4 separate regions of the Homo sapiens genome follow, and all the other regions are linked to region 3. The links are chromatin contacts, found by Hi-C or POLR2A ChIA-PET in ENCODE. All regions are on one chromosome and are shown on one strand. The core of a region is the stretch at or near the end of the contact, and the rest is flanking DNA. Distances in the headings are between cores, read along the strand shown.

Region 1 (5,053 bases), core at 2,543-5,042, 270 kb before region 3:
TATGTAGTGACTCATATACTCTCTGAAACAACTCCATGGGGCATGATCTATTTCAGCTTTACAGGTTAAGAAACTGAGGCACAGAGAGGTTAAGTAACTTGCCCAAGCTGACAGCTGGCTAGACCAGAATTTGAGCACTGGCTGTTTGCCTGGAGAACCTCTGCTCACAGCCGTGAGTCTCTGGCTCTGCCTGTGTCGATTGGAGAGATTAAGGACTATGGTCCTATATGTTTTTTTGTTTTGTTTTGTTTTGAGAAGGAGTCTCGCTCTCGTCATCCAGGCTGGAGTGTAATGGCGTGATCTCGACTCACTGCAACCTCCGCCTCCCAGGTTCAAGTGATTCTCCTGCCTCAGCCTCCCGAGTAGCTGGGATTACAGGCACCCGCCACCATGCCCGGCTAATTTTTGTATTTTTAGTAGAGATGGGGTTTCACCACATTGGCCAGGCTGGTCTCAAACTCCTGACCTCAAATGATCCACCAGCCTTGGCCTCTCAAAGTGCTGGAATTACAGGCGTGAGCCACCGCACCTGGCCAAAAATTTTTAACAATTTTATATGTAAAAAAACTGGTGTAGCGGTGTCAGGCATATGATACATTTCATTTGTTGAGTTAAACAAATGTTTAAAAACCACCAAAGACTAGCATGAGGAAAAGGCTGGTCTCCTTCCCTGGAACCAGGATAAATCACTGAGGAAGTCAGAGGCAGGGCCAAGACTAAAATTCAAGTCACACAACAGCACTCCATGGAAAATCTACATACTCCTATGATAAAGTTCTACTAGACAGTCCAGATACATCATCCCCTAATTTGTGGGTATGTAAGCAAATGTGAAGCATGTCTCTAACCTGGTCATTCACTGTGCTATAAGGCCCACTGCCAGTGAATAAGTTCAGCAGTTACTCTTCAAGGATATATGGTCTTTTTTGAACTTTAATGCTGCCTGTTTTGGGTGAGAATAACATGAAGTGAGAGTCAATGTTTCATATTTAGTAGGAATTAACTTATTCGCTGATGATCAGACTTCCCTCTTTATGAGAAAAATTAGCCAATTTTTTTTTTCTTAAAAGCTGGAGGTGGCTGGAGAGGTGGTTGAGGATGTCTATCATGCTTTGCACAGCAGTAGGTTTGTATTTGAATTATAACAAAACCAGAGCCCAGGAGACGTGCTAATTGGAAAAGTACTGATCTAAGGCGGGCGGGCGGGCGGTCCACAGGGCTGCGGGCATAGCCCTCAGTGATTAATTACATCTTAATCCCATCTAGTATCTTTCAGGAAGAATTAAGTGTTCACAAGGAAATTCACTGATAGCCATGGAAGCTCTTGTCTGTTGTTTTTTAAATTTTCAACTCATTTATTTTTAATTTCAAACCTACGGAACAACCCATATAGCCTTCACCTAGATTCACCAGTTTTGCCACATCTGCTCTCTCTCGGTCTCTGTCACGTTTGCAGATATCACAATATTTCACCCTAAATCCTTCAGAACAATTTGGTGAGAACAATGAATGGCACGGGCTACCATACTTTCAATACAATGATCACCCTTGGGAAATTTAACATTGATCCAATACTATTATCCGGTATCACTGTTCACGTTCAGATTTTCCATTTTCCTCAATAACAACCTTTATAGTTGTTTTTTCTTTCTTTCTGCCCATTTTTCAAAGTTGTATATTGCATTAATTGTTAATAATGAAAATTTGACACTTTAAGATAAAACTTTTTTTTTTCTTTTAACATTTTGGAGATGAATCTGCCTTAAGAGGTATTATTTCTAGATTGTTCTGAAGGATTATAGTGGACACATTGACAATCCTCTTGAAGACGAGATATGACGATTATTGTGTAAGTGAATTCCAGCCGTGGGCTGTATGTAGTAATAGGAGAAATGGCCTGGGGGAGGTTGAAGTCTTTGGTTTACTTTCAGTTATTCGCACTTGCTGTGGACCTGTCACTTTTTTAGTGTAAACAACCTTTTATTCACATATGCCGAGGACTGTTTCATGTCCTGAGGCCCACAGAACCAGTCATCTGGCCATTTTGGAACTGTGAGTGATGTCACTGGAGGTGCGTGTATAGAGGGAATGTCCATTAGCTGTAGTGGTGGTGGTGGGAGTGGGGTTGGGCGGAGACCTGAATACAGAGAAGGTTGTGGAAAACCTGGGAAGTGTTTGAAGATAGAGTACAGAAGGCCTTGGGAACAGGCTTCAGGGACAGGAGGCTGGAGGGAGGCATGAAGTCGCAGGTGGGGACAAGCAGGGAGACAGTGGACGCCGGGGATGCTCCAGAAAGGTCTGGGGGGCCATGGGATGGCCTACTATAGTGCAACATGGAAGCCACTGTAGAATGCTGGGCCAGGCAGAGAAACCAGCCTTCACAGATCAACACTTGCCTAATCTGTCTCCGGCTGCCCGGCGTTGCAGCCTATGGATGTGCCCAGGTGCATCCAACACTTCCCATGGGATGGCACGTAGTATGTAAGCAAATGTGATGATCACATATGCCATTCATACAAGCGAGTCCGTCTCTGGCACCATTCCTGCATGTGGGTCAAAGGCTATGTGCATTTAGAATTTTTATGGATATCCACAAATATCTGAATGGAAACTACGCTAATTTATTCTCCTACCCGTAAAGGAGCTTGTTTCTCTAGTTTCTTCAAAATTATGCTATTAAAACTTTTTTTTGTTTGTTTTTGTTTGAGACAGGGTCTCACTCTGTTGCCCAGGCTGGAGTGCAGTGACACGATCACAGCTCACTGCAGCCTCAAACTGTGGGACTCAAGTGACCCTCCTGCCTCAGCCTCCTGAGTAGCTGAGACTACGGGCACGTGCCACCGAGCCCAGCTAAGTTTTTTAGAGACAAGGTCTGGCTATGTTGCCCAGGTTGTATTAAACGTTTTAAAAAATCTTTGCTAATCTAATAAAAATGATCCCACTGCGACTTTTTTTCTCTTATTGCAGCGTAGTTGAATAGCTTCTCATATGCTTAAGAACCATTGAATTTCCTACGAACTGTCCATCCACACACTTTGCTCATTTTTCTATATACATATATATTTTTATTGGTTCACAAGAGTTTCACGTACATGAGGGAAACGAGCCCTTTTGTGGCATCAATTTAAAATCATTTTCCCCGGTTCATCACTTCTCTTTATGAATGTAGGTTTTTGCCAGGCAGCAATGAACAAGACAGTCGGCCTCTCTGAATATGGGCGGCCAGGACTAAGGTGAAAAGTCTGTCCCTTCTCCGTCTCACGTTTTGTGATGGCACACACACTTGGTGGAGGGGGTCAAGAGAGGCCACACAGGCCCCCGGGGAAGAATGGAGAGCCAGGTCCGCGGCTGGCCCGGTGCTCACCGGTAGCGTGGCGGAGCCCGCCAGGCCAGACTCCCCTCGCGGGCACAGAGCTCGTGTCCCAGGGCCCCGCCGGCCAAATCCAGAGGTCACCGTGAGTGGGGGCAAGTCCCAGGCCTGTTCTAGAGAAAAACTCGACCCACCCACCGCCACCACTCCCCAACTCCGCAAGAAACGCGTCCGAGGAGAGGTGGAGAGGGAGCTGCCCGCGCGCGTGGGCGGCAGGGCCGTGCCACGTGGGAGGGGGGCCGCGCGCGGAATTCCCTCCGGCCAGACCCGCCCCGCGCGCGCCCGCTGCCCCGTCCACGCCGCCCGCGCCCCGCAGTCCCACCCGCAGGACCCCCGGCCGCGCCAGGGTCTCGCCTGCGCCCCCCGCGCCCGCCCGCGGACTACAAGTCCCGCCATGCCCCGCCGCCGCCCCCCGGCTTCCGGTGCTGCGCAGTTTCCGGAGCGGATCGCAACCCGGAGTCCGGATCCGATCCCGCTCTGCACATTCCAAAGGCAGGTAAAGCTCCGGGCCCTGCGCCCGCCGCCCGCCCCGGCGTGCGCCCCGCCGGCCCCGGGCCGCACCCGCTGCCCCCGCGAGCCCCGGCGCGCCCTGGGCCCGCTGCCCCCCGCCCCCCGCGCCCGGCAGCCGCGCGCCGCCCCGGTCCAGCCGCCATGCCGACTGTTCTTTGTTACATTCGCCGGCTGCGGGCACCGTTGGCGATCGGAGTCAAAACCCGGCTGGATTTCCCGGAGCCGCTCCGGGATCGCCCTGCGCGCCGCCCGCCCGCCGGGTCCCGCCGCCGCGGGCGCTCCTGGCCGGGCTCCGCGCCCCCGTCCCCTGCCTCGCGCCCCCCGCCCGCCCGCGGCCAGGCCCAGCGCGGGGCCGCGGGGCTGCCGGGCCGCGCTCGCCCGTGGGCGCGGCGCAGGGTCTTCGCCGCCCCGGCCCGCGGCCCCGCGGCCCCCGCCGCCGGGCGGCGTCGTCGCCGAGGCCCCAGGGGATGTCGTTATCCCCCGCCCTCGGGTACAGCCCATGCGGGTCGCACGGGGGGGTCCCTGGACCCCCAACCCCGCGTTTAGAGAAGCTGAGTCCTGGTGATGGGGTCTCCCAGACCCCCTGCGCCTTATTTTCGTAAGCCTTTTGGTGGCAGAGAGAAGGTAGCGAGGTGGATGGACAGGTGACGCGTGCCTACCCGGGGTGGGTGGCCGTTCGGGGACGGGGCGTGCCCGGCCGCTCAGGTGAGGCCCGCCTCGCGTGGACAGGTGGGGACGGGGGCCACGCGCAGCGTCCTGCTAGAGGGGAGGTGTTCACGCAGGGGTTAGCCTTGAGAAAATAGAAATGAAAACTCATGGAAATAAACACTCCTATCTGGTGGTTAGAGTTATCACCCATTTACCTTTCTTAACCCCCTAATGTAGTGGATGGTTTTTTCCCCCACAAATGCTCAGAAATTGCCCCTCACCCCCAAGTCCCCAAAGGGAGTTTAAAACGGTAGAAACAAGTGTGTGATCAGAGACACGTGGACCTGTGTGTGTATTTAAAGCTACCAACACTCGTTTTAAAAAAACCACATTGGCTTAAGCCAGACTCAAGTGAATTTGGAGAACCTAGCTTGGTTCCTGAAGGGTGGTGACATGTGAAGGAGCCACTGGCTTTGTGATGTACCTTAAAAGGTAGCAGTGACAGTTCTCCTTGGAGAATGCAAT
Region 2 (4,992 bases), core at 155-2,654, 440 kb before region 3:
GGACATGCCAACAGGTGAGCACCCTACTTCTGCCCCCTCCCCGCCAGGTCTCTTTGCAGAGGCCCAGGCCCCGTTCAGCTTCCCCACTGGTCCCTGGTGTCCATCTCCATGCCCAGAGCTCCTCATTCTCTTCCTGACTCTCGTTTCTCTGCACGGCTCTCTTGTCTCCTACCCACACCTTCATAGATGATGAGTAAGTGGGTCTTTCCTTAGGTTCCCGCAAACATGGACTTATCGCACATCCACATTGATGTCAGAAAGGTCACAGCTATATGCTGACCATAATAATGATGGGGACGTGGACCCCGGCACCCAGAGTGGGCACCGCACCATGCTAAGGAGAAGCAATGAGCAAGCCAGCCCTGGATGTCTCCTGGAGTCGAGAGAGGCTTGGGGCCCGGCTGTTCAAAGTGTGGCCCCAGACCAGCAACATCAGTGTCACCTGGGAGCTTGCGAGACTCCTATGCCCTGTCCCAGACTTACTGAATCCGAATCTGCAGCTCTACAAGATCTACAGGTGGTTCTTGGGCCTATTCATATTTGAGGAAAACTTGGTGTAGGATATGCCTTTTATGAGGGGGGGAAAAAAAGAAGCCCTTTTTTTGTTTTTGTTTTTGTTTTTTTTTTTGAGACAGAGTCTTGCTCTGTCACCCAGGCTGGAGTGCAGTTGTGCAATCATAGCTCACTGCAGCCTCAACCTCCTGGTTGGGCTTAACCAGGTGGGAGGATCCAGTGATCTTCCCATCTCAGCTTCTCAAGGAACTGGGCTACAGATGTAGGCCACCACACCTGGCTAATTTATTTTTATTTTTGTAGAGATGGGGTTTCTGCCTTGTTTCCTAGGCTGGTCTCGAACTCCTGGGCTCCAGCAATCCTCCTGCCTCAGTCTCCCAAAATGCTAGGATTAGAGAGCCACTGCACCCAGCCAGGAGACAAACATTTTAATCAAGGTTTTTAAGCCCAGGAAGCAGTAAAGGAAGGTCGGACACAGATTTCCGATACAGATTCCTACTACCGTCCACTCCATCTGTCACTGACCCGTGACAAGCGGCTAATATGCCTGGCGTAGAAGAGGTCGGTTAGACGCCCCCGGCAAGTGGTCCGAGCAACCTGCTCATTGTTACTGGGGAAGAAAGAAACATTCAAATGTTTTCCTGAAGCCCCAGGGGAAGCAGACCAGCCCCTATCTACCTGTGCGTTGGCGTAGCCCCTGTTCCCCGAACCTCCGCCCCTTAACAGCCCAGCACCTTGTAGGCTAAAAAGCATCGTGCGGGAGCTGGGCATGTGCATCAGCCAGCCTGGTGGCGGGGCTGCCGGGAAGGCATCCACTACACGGTCATAAACCTGCCCTTGGCAGCAGCCAGTCAGTGACCTCACACGTGGTCTTTGCTTTGGCCTTGTGGTAATGACCTAAATAAAGCTGGAGTGAAGCATTTCCTCCCGAGAGTCTACAAGACAGGCACATTACTCAGAAAATAAAGTGCAGTGGTAATGACTTCAGAATCTTAAAATAAATCCCATTCAGCCAAAATAAATTTCCCCAAGGCCTAATATTCTAGCTTGGTGTTGGGCATTACTTACCCTCTAAATTCTCAGATGCGCAATGGGTATTTTTCCTATAGGTAAGAAATGGTGAGACTCTCTCCCTCGAAGCCGAAAGCCCCCTGCCGCACAGTCACCCCGGATTCAGCCCAATGATGTCATTCAATTACCCGACAGACATGGAAACCGATGGCTCCCCAACTGTTTGGACTAGAGATGCTTAAGCCCAATTGTGGCTTCCCGGAATTCTTCCTCCCCCAGCACAGTCTCTGGGAAACCAAATATTTTTTTCACACTGAGACAGGTTTTGAATAAATACTGCCACTAAAATTCCATGGTACTTCAAATAAACATGGGATAGTCAGTTACCAATGTCTAAATCCTGCCTTATTGTTTTAAAAACAATTTTTTTTTGAGACAGAGTCTTGCTCTGTGCAATGGCACGATCTTGGCTGCAACCTCTACCTCCTGGGTTCAAGCGATTCTCCTGCCTCAGCCTCCCAAGTAGCTGGGACTACAGGTGTGTGCCACCACACCCAGCTAATTTTTGTATTTTTAGTACAGACAGGGTTTCACTATGTTGGCCAGACTGGTCTCGAACTCCTAACCTTGTGACCCGCCCGCCTCAGCCTCCCAAAATGCTGGGATTACAGGCCTGAGCCACTGTACCCGGCCAAAACAAATTTTAAAGACTATGATTCTCCCACCCTCTCCTTGGCTTGAATCTGTTGAAATGTCCCATGTTTGGCCTTTGCATTTAGAGACACAGAGAAAGGACAAGAGTCGTGGATGCTGCTCCTTGCCCTGCAACAATGCTGCCACTGGGGATGCAGGTGTTTCTTCCTGAGCAAGCCATCTTGTCTTGGGCAGAGGAAGCCAAGTGGGCACTGAGCGAGGTTTTGAATAACTACCTTGGCTGGCTGCACTTCACTTTAGGGGAATGATCAGCAGAAAACTCATAAAGTGCTGCTCTCAAACTTGCTGGGCAGCCGGCCTCCGTGTGATTTAAGCAGAGGTGGACGTGGAGATTGCAGTTGTGTAAAAGTTAAAGGACTCCCATAGTGACCTAAAGTCACCTGCCAGATCACCTGCCAGGTCCAGATCCTTTAAGAAACAAGGACTATGGTTTGGATATTTGTCCCCTCCAAACTCATGCTGAAATTTGGTCTCCTAGGCCGGGTGTGGTGGCTCATGCCTGTAATCCCAGCACTTTGGGGGGCCAACGTGAGTGGATTGCTTGAGCCCAGGAGTTCAAGACCAGACTGGGCTACATAGCAAGACCTCCCTCTACAAAAAAGTATAGAAATTAACCAGACATGGTGGAGGGCACCTGTAGTTCCAGCTACTAAGGAGGCTGAGGTGGGAGGATCACCTGAGCCTGGGAGGTTGAGGCTGCAGTGAAAAAAGAAATTTGAGAAAAAAAAAATGTGGTCTCCGTGTTGGAGGTGGAGCCTAATGGAAAGCATTTGGATAAGGAGGGGAGATTCCTCATAAATGGACTAACGCCCCTCCCTAAGGCTGAGTGGGTTCTCACTCTATTAGTTCCCAAGAAAGCTGGTTGCTGAAAAGGACCTGGCACTTCCCCTCCTTCCCGCTGGGTCCCTCTCGCCCTGTGGTCTCTGCACACCCAGCTCCCCTTTGCCCTCCCCCATAAGTGGAAGCAGCCTGAGGCCCTCCCCAGATGCAGACGCCCAACCATGGACTTTTGCAGCCATCTGGAATCATGAGCCAAATAAACTATACATGTATACATACACATACGTACATACATATATGTATATATAAATTACCCAGCCTCAGCACTCTTTATAGGGGCACAATGAACAAACTAAGCCAGGCGGGGATGGGAAGTAATAACAAACTATGATTAAGTTCAACATGGAAAGCAAGCGCCTCTAATTCTAGTTGATATTATGTAGCTAGCTCACGTAGCAGCTTCCCCACTCCCTTGGGGAAAGGGATTTCTGATGGCCAAGGACACCAGTGGTTGTGGTGTCATTCAGTCATGAAGCTGTTAGAGGTAACTGTCCCCATCTGCTTCCAAATGAGCTTGTGCGGCCCTGGTCCTCCATGTCGCTCTTGAGCAGCCAGCAACCCCCCCCACCTCCCCTCGCCCATGCACACCCTCTTGGGGGTTGTCTGGGGAGGGTAATATGGGTCATATGAGCTTAAGTCAGATAGAGTTAGACATACAGAACCACTGGGACGGAGTGGAGGGGTGACATTCAAACACACATCATTACTGTACCTCCAATACACCCTCTACCACTAATTCCAATACTCAAGAAGAGCTGACTGTATTTGAATTCCATTTTCAACTCAAAGCCAATTTTGAATTCTCCGTCCTTCCAACTTTTCAGACTCAAGGTGCCTCAGCTGCATTCTGTGCCCTGACAGACACCAGGACACGCAGCCAACTACAAGGGACCATTGGAATGTAGCTGTTCTAAGTAGGACAGGAAGGGAAGGGGACTATCCCAAGATGGGCTTCCAGTGATCTGGGAAGGGAAGGGCAGTAAAAACATGAGATTTGGTGGGGTGGGGTGGCTCATACCTGTAATCCCAGCACTTCGGGAGGCTGAGACGGGTGGATCACCTGAAGTCAGGAATTCCAGACCAGACTGGCCAACATAGTGAAACCCCATCTCTACTAAAAAAAAAAAAAAAGCAAAAAAAAAAAAAAAAAACAGAACAAAAAACAAAAAATTGAGCTACGGCACTCCTGTCCGGGTGACAGAACAAGAATCTGTCTCAAAAAACAAACAAACATGGGAATCATGGCTCTTGAAAGTCTGAAGGTGGGAAAATTTGTACTAATGCCCCATCCACCCCCACCCACACAGCCTCAGGAGACGAGAGGCAGGAAGAGTGGAAGGCGCTGGCATGTGCCCGGCCTAGCTGTTCAGGGTCCTGGAGGAGGGCATGGTCAGGACTGAGGATCTGCTTCTACAGGGTCCATCCTTCACTCCATCCCCAGCCACCTCCCTGGGCTCATCCTAGCCAGCCCCCAGGGAGACCTCCACACCCCCCAAGCCCTAAAACAGGTCTGCCTGAGAGGCTCAGGGACAATGGGGAGGAGGGAGTCTGTGTGACCCAGCCTTCACCTCCTCTGGTGGCCACTGGCTGACAGAGGCCCAGACAAGACTAAACAGAACCAGAGGAGCAGGTCGGGTAGGGCTGAGGTGCGGGAGATGGCCCATGAGGACAAGTGAAAGCCGGTGACTGGGCCAGAGGAGGGTTGGGCTTAGTGTTCATGTCAAGTCCAGGATGTGGCTCACACCTGTCATCCCTGCACTTTGGGAAGCCAAGGCAGGTGGATCACTTGAGGTCAGGAGTTCAAGACCAGCCTGGCCAACATGGTGAAAAGCCATCTCTACTAAAAATACAAAAAATTAGCCAGGCGTGATGGCGGGCACACGTAATCCCAGCTACTCAGGAGGCTGAGGCACG
Region 3 (4,485 bases), core at 1,259-3,758:
TGGACACGGTGGACCCGCCAGCATCCCCCTTGCCCACCCTGCACTGAGTGCGGGGGAGGAGGCTGCACAGACCACTCTGTGTCTTGCATTCCTGTCACTCCACCGTCACCCACACACGCAGGGCCTGAGGGCTGTTGGAATGCACCTGTTCATAGGCACATGCATTTATTTAACGGCTCTGTGCTAAAGTGTAGATGAGGAGAAGGAGTTTGTGCCAGGGTGTATCAGCTTCCTGCAAACGACCACAAACTCAGCAGCATGAACAGCATATTTAATGCATTGCTGGAGGTCGGGAGTCTGTGACGGGTCTCACTGGGCTAAGACCTAGGGCCGGCTCCTCCTGGAGGATCCAGGGCAGAATCTGTTCCTCGCCTTTCTCAGCTTCCAGGGGCTGTCCTCATTTCTAGGCCCATGGGCCCTTCCTCCCTCTTCAAAGCCAATGACGTTGGATCAGGTCCTCACTGCCACACTTCTGGCTGCTAGTTCCCTTTTAAGAACACTGTGAGGACTCTGGGCCTGCGGGATCCCCCAGGATCTCCTCCTTAGGTTAAGGGTGGTGTTCACCAATCCAGTTCCACCTGCAACCCCAACTCCCCTCTGCATGTGATATGATGCACTCACGGCGAATAGGGCTAGGGTGGAGGCATCTTGGTGGAATGGTGGGGTCTTCACTCTGCCTGCCACACAGGAAACAGGTGGCATCCAGGACATTCCAAGCCCCCACGCTTCCTAGAATAAGACCCAAACTCTACCCAGGGCCATGATGGCACTGCAAGGTTACAGGCCCGATGGCCCCTCTGCCCCAACCTGGGTCCCTGGGGGACTGGAAGGAGCCGAGCTCTTCCCCACTCAGGTCTCCTTTCCGCTGTCCTCTGTGGGGGCTCTGCTGCTCCTCCTCCGGTTTCAGGCCTCGCTCCTCCCACTGTCCCTCTCAGGTGTGCTCCCCGCTGGGGCTTCTCCCGTGGCCTCTGCTCCGTTGCAGTTCCCATCGCCTGGTTTACTGCCCCCTTTCCTGGATTATGTGCTCCCTCCCAGAGGCATCAACCACACCTGCCTGTCTCTCACCATGCTGTGCCAAGCACAGACGTCAGCCTGACCAGCACGGAACAGGCCACCAGACCGTAAAATCCATGGCAACAATCACACCACGCATTTCAATGGCCCATTCGAAATTTCCCCAGTGTAATCAGGCCATCTTGGCATGCGTCTGGCGGCAGAGACCAGGGAGGTTTGCAGCCGACACTCTCCACATATCAAGCTGAAGTGCCCGTGTCTCGGCGCAGGCTCTGTCGTCCGCCCGTCACACCGTGGCTTATCTTTTCGTGTGTCTTCTGGGTTGAGTTCATCAGTGCAGAGGCTAAGACTGGTCTGGTCTCCATGGAGTATCTAACCCTGTGCCTGGTCATAGCAGGGATTCAATAAGGCACGTGTGCGGAATGGATGAATGAGCGGATGAATGAACAGAAGGAGCGAGCTGATTTACAAAGAGTGGTAGGGAGGGGCCAGGGGAGCTTCCATTCTCTGAACTCATGGAAATGCATGAAATTGCCCGGAGCATCCACAGCCAGAAGCTGAAACTGCAACCTCTTCCCATGAGATCTGCGTTTCCTGGGGCCTGTGGCCATCCTGGCCTCCCGTTCACGCACGCTGTAGGAGAGGCAGCCAGGCAGAGCGAGTCCCAGCCCGGTTGCCTGGGCTTGTTCCCAGGCCTAAGGAGCCAGCTTCCCACACTGTGCTCCAGGATCCCATCAGCTGCCGCAGCATCAAAGCCAGGTCCAGCCCCTGCAGCTAAAGTTGCTGGAGGCAGACACACATTCCTGGGTGTTTTGGCAGTAAGACTTCCCGGCAGAGGGCAGGGAAGGAATCTGGGAGGTGCCGCCTTTCTTATGAGGACACATTCTGAACCAAACTACACAGAAGCTGTCCCCCAGGCTGAGGCCCAGCCCTGGTTGGATGGCAGGGGCTGTGGGCACTGTCGGGGTCGGTGGGGCGGGGGGGTGCCCTGTGATGGACTGTGGAGCCACACTGCCCCCTGCCGTTAGTTCTGAGTGACGCTGTTCATTCTTCCCACCCAAATATTCTCCCAAATGTCCGCAGCCCTAGAGAGCTCGACCTCCAATCCTTGCTTTGCTCACACTCAGCCCCTTCAGCACTTCAGGAAGGCAGGGATTTGAACAACTGAACTCAAGGCATTTGGCAGGGGCCAGTTTTGCTAAGAAAAGAAAAGAAAATGCCTCTTTTATTGTTGCAATGCCCCAGACAAAGGCAGAGAACAGTTCATGTCACCCTCAGGAATACCTAAGGATACTGAGCACATGTCTAAATGGGATGAGAGGTGGGCGTCGGGAGTTCTACCGCCTGCCCCCTTTATTCCCTGAGAAGGGGCGTTGCCTTGTCTTCAGGATCTGTGTTTCTGGATGTCCACAGCAGACTGCATGACCTCCTTCTTAGGCAGATGTGGCAGGTGTGGCTACACCAGTCAAGACGGGGGAGAGAGCTCCCTCCTCTGGAAGCTTCAGTTCTGAGCCCAGGTGTTTGTCCTGCACTCAGGATATGCTGGTTTCTAGCAAACAGGAATCACAGAGAGACACTTACCTTCCGGTTGATGTGAGCGGTCATGAGTGCATGTCGGTGCATCTTCACAATGCAGAGAACCAGACCAGTCCACGCATAATATGTGGTGGCAGAGCCCCCACTGCCATGCATAACATGTATGTGGTGGAGCCCCAGCTGCCATGTGTAACTGATGTGATGGAGCCCCAGCTGCTGGGCTGCACCTCACAGTCTTGAGGAACTGGCACTTGTTGCCAAAGCTGGAGAGAAGGTGCCATGCCCAGGGCCTCCATCTTGCCTGTGGCCATTGCACCTTCCGCCTTACACTGAGACTCCCAACCCCCTTTGCACAGGACGCAGAGTGCCTCCAGATGTGATTGAAAAATTAAGGTGATATAAAACACAGTGCAATAAAACACACCGTCGTATACACTTAAGGCACAAGTGGAATCCTGAGGCAGAAGGACACCCATTGAGCACCCTCGAGAGGTCGCTCCTTGGGCTTCAACACCAGCACAGGAGGCTGTTCAGAAGGGGAAGCCCAGAAGGAAAGAAAGGGATGAAGCTGCTGTATCTGAGAGAATGGCATCTAAAAGGTGAGTGAGAATTCTGAGTCTTCTCTTTTTAAACAACTCTCTGGATGTGGTGTGGGCTTCAGTGGTTGCACCTGTTTGCTCAGGAGTATGTTCTGTATGGGAGGTGGAGGCTGTCTGCAGTGGTCAGCTGAGCCTTGGCTACCCACAAACGCTGCAAGGGCGGATTCCCTGGGAGAGGAGGGAAGACATTGTCTTGTAAGTCATGCTTTTGTAATACTCACTAAACAAAGATAATTAGACAAATATAAACAAAAGTAAACAGACAGGCCTCGGAGAAGTTTCTGAGATGTCCCAGCAGACATCCATCCTGGCAAAGCTAACAGGGACTGTCCAGCTCTCACGACCTGGAATTACACTTAAGACCTTTCTTCTTGAGGTGGCTCACCTACAACAACTTACTTTTGTATAATTTATAATTTATTGCATGCACCTTAATTCCCTCCTTAACTCATGAACCCCATTCTCATTTTTTCTCTTTGCTCCTGGCTTACTGCCCCCATCCTGTTATCTCTCCTTTTTTACTTTCTTTTCTTTTTCTTTCTTTTTTTCTTTTTGAGACGGAGTTTCGCTCTTGTTGCCCAGGCTGCAGTGCAATGGCGCGATCTCGGCTCACCGCAACCTCCCCCTCCCGGGTTCAAGTGATTCTTCAGCCTCAGCCTCCCAAGTAGCTGGGATTACAGGCGCACACCAGCACACTCAGCCAATTTTTTTGTATGTTTAATAGAGACCAGGTTTACTTTGTTGGCCAGACTGGTCTCGAACTCCTGACCTCCTGATCCAGCCGCCTCGGCCTCCCAAAGTGCTGGGATTAAAGGCGTGAGCCACCGCGCCCGGCCTCCTTTTTTACTTTCTAATGACCCTTTATATTGCACAAGACTGTTAACATCCTCCCATGAGGAGTTCTCAGCGCATTCCTGTAATTTGGACCATGAAACAGGGAATCAATCCTTTTTAGAAAGCAGAGGATTTAAATCACCTGAAGTCCTTGTGTTCCTTCTACCATTGACAATCGCCTCTAAGAAAGTAACAATCAAACTCCCCAAGCACCCCCCAGACTTTCTCAATACACAACTGTGGCGGTTGGTCTGGACCTTCTATCTGCTAGGGGACCGAGGACCTAGGGGACTGGACACGTAGACGTGTACCACACTGTCCCCTGCTGGCTGAAAGTGCTATGTCTCCCCTTTCTGCTCTCACTGCCCTGCTTCCTAGCAGCCGGCGTTGGCTGGACAGGGCTGTACACCTAAATCTTTAACAGCTCAAGAAAATGTCTTACTCCATAAAAGAAGGTTAGATTGCAATCGCAAGAGGCTCTTCAACTTATTCCCAGGTCTTT
Region 4 (4,904 bases), core at 402-2,901, 320 kb before region 3:
GTGATTAGCTCTGTTCATGTGTTGGTGTGCATTGCCAGTCTTTTGCTTCTGCATTTATTTTTTGCTACAATTTACACTATATTCCATTTATATTCTTTCCCCCATGTTACTAAAATTCCCCTAAAATTCTAATGAATGAACACATAAGAGTCAAGGCTGGCCAGCGCGGTGGCTCATACCTGTAATCCCAGCACTTTGGAAGGCCAGGGCAGGTGGATCACGAGGTCAGGAGTTCGAGACCAGCCTGGCCAACATGGTGAAACCCCGTCTCTACTAAAAATACAAAAATTAGCCGAGCATGGTGGTGCACGCCTGTAATCCCAGCTACTTGGGAGGCTGAGGCAGGAGAATTGCTTGAACCTGGGAGGTGGAGGTTGCAGTGAGCCAAGATGGTGCCACTGCACTTCAGCCTGAGCGACAAAGCCAGACTCTACTCGGGAAAAACAGAAAAAACAAACAAACAGACAAACAAACAAGCAAAAAAAAAAAACGAGGCAAGGCTGTGAAGCAGCAGCCGTGTTGTCCTGGTTAGGAGCATGGTTCCTTGCTCCGTTCTTTCTCTTCCTCTGTGTGGCTCGGCTTCTCACCTGTAAAGGTAGAGGATACTGTCCACCCCCTAGACGGGCTATGAGGATGGAGTGAGTTACCACAGGTACAGCACATGGAGCAATGCCAAGCCTGTGCGGGGCTCAATATTTTCTCCTACCTCTGTTGTTATTTTTGCTCATGTGTTTATTTCCTCACTGTTCCTAGAAGTAGAAGAGTAGAGGTACTTGAGAAAGAGTACGTGCATTTTGAAGGATGTTGATACATATTGTCAGAAAAGCAACCTTAGGAAGTGGACTAGCACATGTTTCAGGATCTTGATACATAGTGTCAGAAAAGCAGCCTTAGGAAGTGGACTGTTTTTTATTTTTTGAGACAGGGTTTCACTCTGTCGCCTAGGCTGGAGTGTACTGGCACAGACACTGCTCACTGCAGCCTCCACCTCCTGGGCTCAACAGTCCTCCTGCCTCAGCCTCCCCGGTAGCTGGGACTACGGACATGCAGCATCATGCCCGGCTAGTTTTTTTATTTTTTCTGTAGAAATGGGGTCTCACTTTGTAGCCCAGGTTGGTCTTGAACTCCTGGGCTCAAGTAATCCATCGTCTTCTGCCTCCCAAAGTGCTGAGATTATAGGTGTGAGCCACCTCACCTGGTGAAAGTGGATGATTAAATTGTATTTGTTTTGATATAATTACAGAAATAGTTCATGGTCATTAAAAAGTTAAAAATAAAAATGTCCAAACTTTTTTTTTTTTAACCATCTATCTCCTGCTGCCGCCTGCTGGGATGAGGCTGCTGTTAACAGTGTTCTCGGAAGCTTTTTCCTGCCGGAGGAAAAGCACACACACACGGACTCTTGTTTTGTTTTGCAACAATTTTCCACGTAGCTCTTGACTTTTATGTTTTTGTGGCCAAATGAGGAAAGGAGCCCTTGCCACTGCCTTGTCGTGGCTGTGGCTCACACTGTCCTTTGAGGTGGGGTGAGCCCACCAGTTGAGTAGACGGGTTCCCTCCCCTCCCCTCCCCTTTCACGGGGCTGTGAGTGCGGGAGGAGGAGCCTGGTCGCTCTTGCCAGCCTGGATCCTATGCATACCCACAAGGAGGAAGTCCTGTTGGGATCTGCCCGGGCTCCTGGGAAGGGTCAGTTGGGAGTAGAACACCCTCGGGTGCTTGGATTGTGTACATGGCCTTTTCCATTCTTGGATGAGCATCTTGGCCAAACATGACACATTTTTAGGGCACTGTTTTTGCAAAGGCATCCAGCCAGCTTAATCTCTTGTAAAATGTCCAGGGTGAGACACTGCTTAATGTTCGTGCGTTAAATAAAAATGATAAGACAGCAAGGCCTCTTTTTGTTAACACTGTTCGGTGAGTTCAGCCCTAGAACTGCCGTGTAGGGCAGCGGGTTCACAGTGGTGTTCCTCTTCTCTGGTATCTAAGCCACACACCCCCATGGTCTCCAAATTTACACCTAATTCCGTGTCTGCACCGCCTCGTGTTCCCTCAGCTGGGCATAATTCTTGAGAAGGAAAAAAAAAAACTGTAACAGAACTTGAGGACCTGTGACAAATAAGAGGTAGAAAAGAAACAGGAACTTCTCATTCCAGGGCATCGCCCCTCCCTTTCAAAGCTCACACTTTGGTGTCAGGTTGCCTCTTCCTATCTTTCTAACTCAGCCTTGACAAGGGACATGTGGTTGGCATTTGAGCCAAGACAGGGACAAGGCCGCCGGAACCCAGCCTGTCTGTTATGTAATGCCATCTCTGATCGGAAGGATAAGGCCGAGGACTGGCTGGCCTGAGCTCCCCACCTCCTCTCCGCCGACAAACCCCTGACTGGTGTTCCATCTGGAGTCTCCCTGTGGGTCCCTCTCCCAATGAAACTGGCTGCCGTGCCCACTGGATGCCTTTTTCTTGGACTTTCTCCTGCCACCCTGAAGGCCTCGGTGTGTCCAAGTCATCACCTTTGCAAATATCTGGTTCATCTGCAAAACCCTCTCTGCATAGTCTACACAGAGTGCGGTCTTCCAGAACTTGGAGCAGCTTGAGTCATCCCACAGGACCAACGATAGATAAGTGCAGAGTCCACACCCGGCCCAGCCGCGGCTGCGGCCAGGAGCAGTCTCAACTATGTTTACTCACAACACTTTGGACACCAAATGTGTGGGGGTTTTTCTCACACCGATTATCAGTTCTTCAACTCTGGTGCCAACTGGGTGTCCTACAGTTCAACTCCATTCTGACATTACTCAGACTTAACACAGATCCCAAAGGCCCAGGGCTAGGTCCCGCAAGACGGCCCCCACTTCAGACACCAGGCGTAAGCTCCGGGTTGCCCCCGTTCTTCTGACTATCTGTAGATGGCAGACTTCCCCAACCCACCCCACTGAGGTTCACATATTTTACTAGAGCGGCTCATAGCACAGAACTCAGGAAAACAGTTTACTAACTATTACTAGTTTATTGTGAAGGATATGACTCAGGATCGGCCACATCGAAGGGATGCTTAGGCGGGCGGAGGGGGAGGGCAGGGACTCCAGCAGCTTCATGCCCTGCCTGGACGAGCCACCCGCCCGGCACCTTGATGTATTCACCACCTTGGAAGCTCCCCAAACCCATCCTTTCAGGGTTTTTATGGAGGATTCATTCGCTAGGCATGATGGATTACATCATTGGCCATAGGTGATTGAATGCGACCTCTAGCCCCTCTGCCCTCCCTGGAGGTGGAGTGGTGGGATGCTGGAGGTGGGGTGGTGGGATGCTTGAGGTGGGGTGGTGGGATGCTGGAGGTGGGGAGGTGGGATGCTGGAGGTGGGGAGGTGGGATGCTGGAGGTGGGGTGGTGGGATGCTGGAGGTGGGGTGGTGGGATGCTGGAGGTGGGGTGGTGGGATGCTGGAGGTGGGGTGGTGGGATGCTGGAGGTGGGGTGGTGGGATGTTGGAGGTGGAGTGGTGGGATGTTGGAGGTGGGGTAGTGGGATGCTGGAGGTGGGGCTCAAAGTTTCTCAAGTGACCAGCCCCCATCCTGGTGCTATCTGGGGTCCCCCCCAACAGCCCTTTTGTCAGCATATAAAAGACACTTGGCCAGGCATGGTGGCTCACGCTTGTAATCCCAGCACTTTGGGAGGCTGAGGCAGGTGGATCACGAGGTCAGGGGATCAAGACCATCCTGGCCAACATGGTGAAACCCCGTCTCTACTAACATACAAAAAATTAGCTGGGCGTGGTGGCACGCGCCTGTAGTCCCAGCTGCTTGGGAGGCTGAGGCAGGGGAATTGCTTGAATCTGGGAAGCAGAGGTTGCAGTGAGCCGAGATTGCGCCACTGCACTCCAGCCTGGCGACAGAGCAAGACTCCGTCTCAAAAAAAAAAAAAAAGACACTCTTCTCAAAAGACGCTCTTATCTCTCGGGAGATTCCAAGGGTTTTCAGAGCTTTGTGCCAGGCATCAGGAACAAAGACCAAACACATATTTATCACAGGCAGCAGGCCCTGCAGGGCTGTGGCATTTTCCTAAGGGAATTCTCCTGGGTGCCTGCCTTGCAGGGTATCTGCTCAGACCGGGTGTGGAAGCACGCTCCTGCCCACGGCTGCTGTGAGCAGGCTCCAGTGAGGGCTGGCTTGGAGGCAGCAGAGCATGGCCTTTAAACTTTTCTCCGGGGCTCTCTCTGCATTCTCTTCTAGTCCCAACATGCACCGAGTGCATTTATTTCTCCTAGACTTCAATTACCTTCTTACACAAGAGTAACAAGTTTCTACCTATGTTGTCTTTCCTCATGTCTTGGGAGAGGTTTGCTCCAGAATGTTTGACCTAGAAGGAGGAAATTCCTATTTCCATATCTCAAGCCACCTGAGAGCCAGCCCTTCCCCCGCAGGTTCAGCCACAGCCCTTCCCTGGCACGTGGGGGTTCAGAAGCTTTTCATGACCCCTTCCCTGGGGGTCTGAGGTCCACACATCAGTAAAAAGATGAATGTGAATCAGGGCTTAGGAACTGTGCTGTGACAGGTCACTCACTGAAAAAGAGTTGCATTTCTTTTAGGAAATATTGTAACCGAATACCCTCATTTTCTTTCTTTCTTTCTTTTTTTTTTTGTTTTGTTTTGAGACAGAATCTCACTCTCTTGCCCAGGCTGGAGTGCAGTGGCGCAATCTTGGCTTACTGCAACCTCCGCCTGCCGGGTTCAAGTGACTCTCCTGCCTCAGCCTCCTGAGTAGCTGGGACTACAGGCACGTGTCACCACGCCCGGCTAATTTGTTGTATTTTTAGTAGAGATGGAGTTTCACCATGTTAGCCAGGATGGTCTCGATCTCCTGACCTCTTGATCCGCCCACCTCGGCTTCCCAAAGTGCTAGGATAACAG

Evidence for each region. A loop is a pair of places that touch in the nucleus more often than their neighbours do. ChIA-PET counts read pairs that join two places held with the same protein, here RNA polymerase II (POLR2A). Pooled maps may share reads with other maps.
Region 1: a loop to region 3 is called in a map of gastrocnemius medialis, with 7 times the contacts of the local background. The contact joins the promoter of PRDM15 here to the enhancer-like site in region 3. A Hi-C loop is called at or near these places in 9 of 168 maps with a recorded cell type or tissue (IMR-90, MCF 10A, Right ventricle myocardium inferior and 6 more), 3 of 37 single-sample maps with no recorded cell type and 16 of 50 pooled maps. POLR2A ChIA-PET finds 5 or more read pairs at or near these places in 3 of 52 experiments (A673, BJ and MCF 10A).
Region 2: a loop to region 3 is called in a map of ascending aorta, with 2.7 times the contacts of the local background. The contact joins two enhancer-like sites. A Hi-C loop is called at or near these places in 1 of 168 maps with a recorded cell type or tissue (ascending aorta) and 6 of 50 pooled maps. POLR2A ChIA-PET finds 5 or more read pairs at or near these places in 1 of 52 experiments (activated T-cell).
Region 4: a loop to region 3 is called in a map of mammary epithelial cell, with 21 times the contacts of the local background. The contact joins two enhancer-like sites. A Hi-C loop is called at or near these places in 5 of 168 maps with a recorded cell type or tissue (HCT116, IMR-90, PC-3 and 1 more) and 8 of 50 pooled maps.

Annotation. Positions count from the first base shown.
Region 1 is chr21:41,878,083-41,883,135 of GRCh38, reverse strand. PRDM15 (PR/SET domain 15) reads left to right here and starts at 3,792. Exons shown (of 24, transcript NM_001040424.3): 1 at 3,792-3,866. RefSeq lists a silencer at 3,669-3,718 and enhancers at 3,869-3,918, 4,919-4,968.
Region 2 is chr21:42,044,768-42,049,759 of GRCh38, reverse strand. All of the region lies in intron 1 of LOC107985502 (a long non-coding RNA gene), which reads right to left. Among named protein-coding and RNA genes, the nearest start is that of UMODL1, 24 kb to the left of the region's middle. Within about 2 kb of position 1,404, at least 6 of the 41 ENCODE cell types and tissues checked have a DNase peak (open chromatin) inside an H3K27ac peak, as active enhancers do; they include ascending aorta, where a contact is called at or near this core.
Region 3 is chr21:41,610,379-41,614,863 of GRCh38, reverse strand. No RefSeq gene overlaps it. Among named protein-coding and RNA genes, the nearest start is that of PCSEAT, 32 kb to the right of the region's middle. RefSeq lists enhancers at 1,596-2,259, 4,101-4,395. Within about 2 kb of position 2,508, at least 20 of the 41 ENCODE cell types and tissues checked have a DNase peak (open chromatin) inside an H3K27ac peak, as active enhancers do; they include PC-3, ascending aorta, gastrocnemius medialis and 1 more, where a contact is called at or near this core.
Region 4 is chr21:41,930,443-41,935,346 of GRCh38, reverse strand. The region is part of intron 2 of C2CD2 (C2 calcium dependent domain containing 2); the gene reads left to right. Among named protein-coding and RNA genes, the nearest start is that of SNORA91, 15 kb to the left of the region's middle. Within about 2 kb of position 1,651, at least 20 of the 41 ENCODE cell types and tissues checked have a DNase peak (open chromatin) inside an H3K27ac peak, as active enhancers do; they include PC-3 and mammary epithelial cell, where a contact is called at or near this core.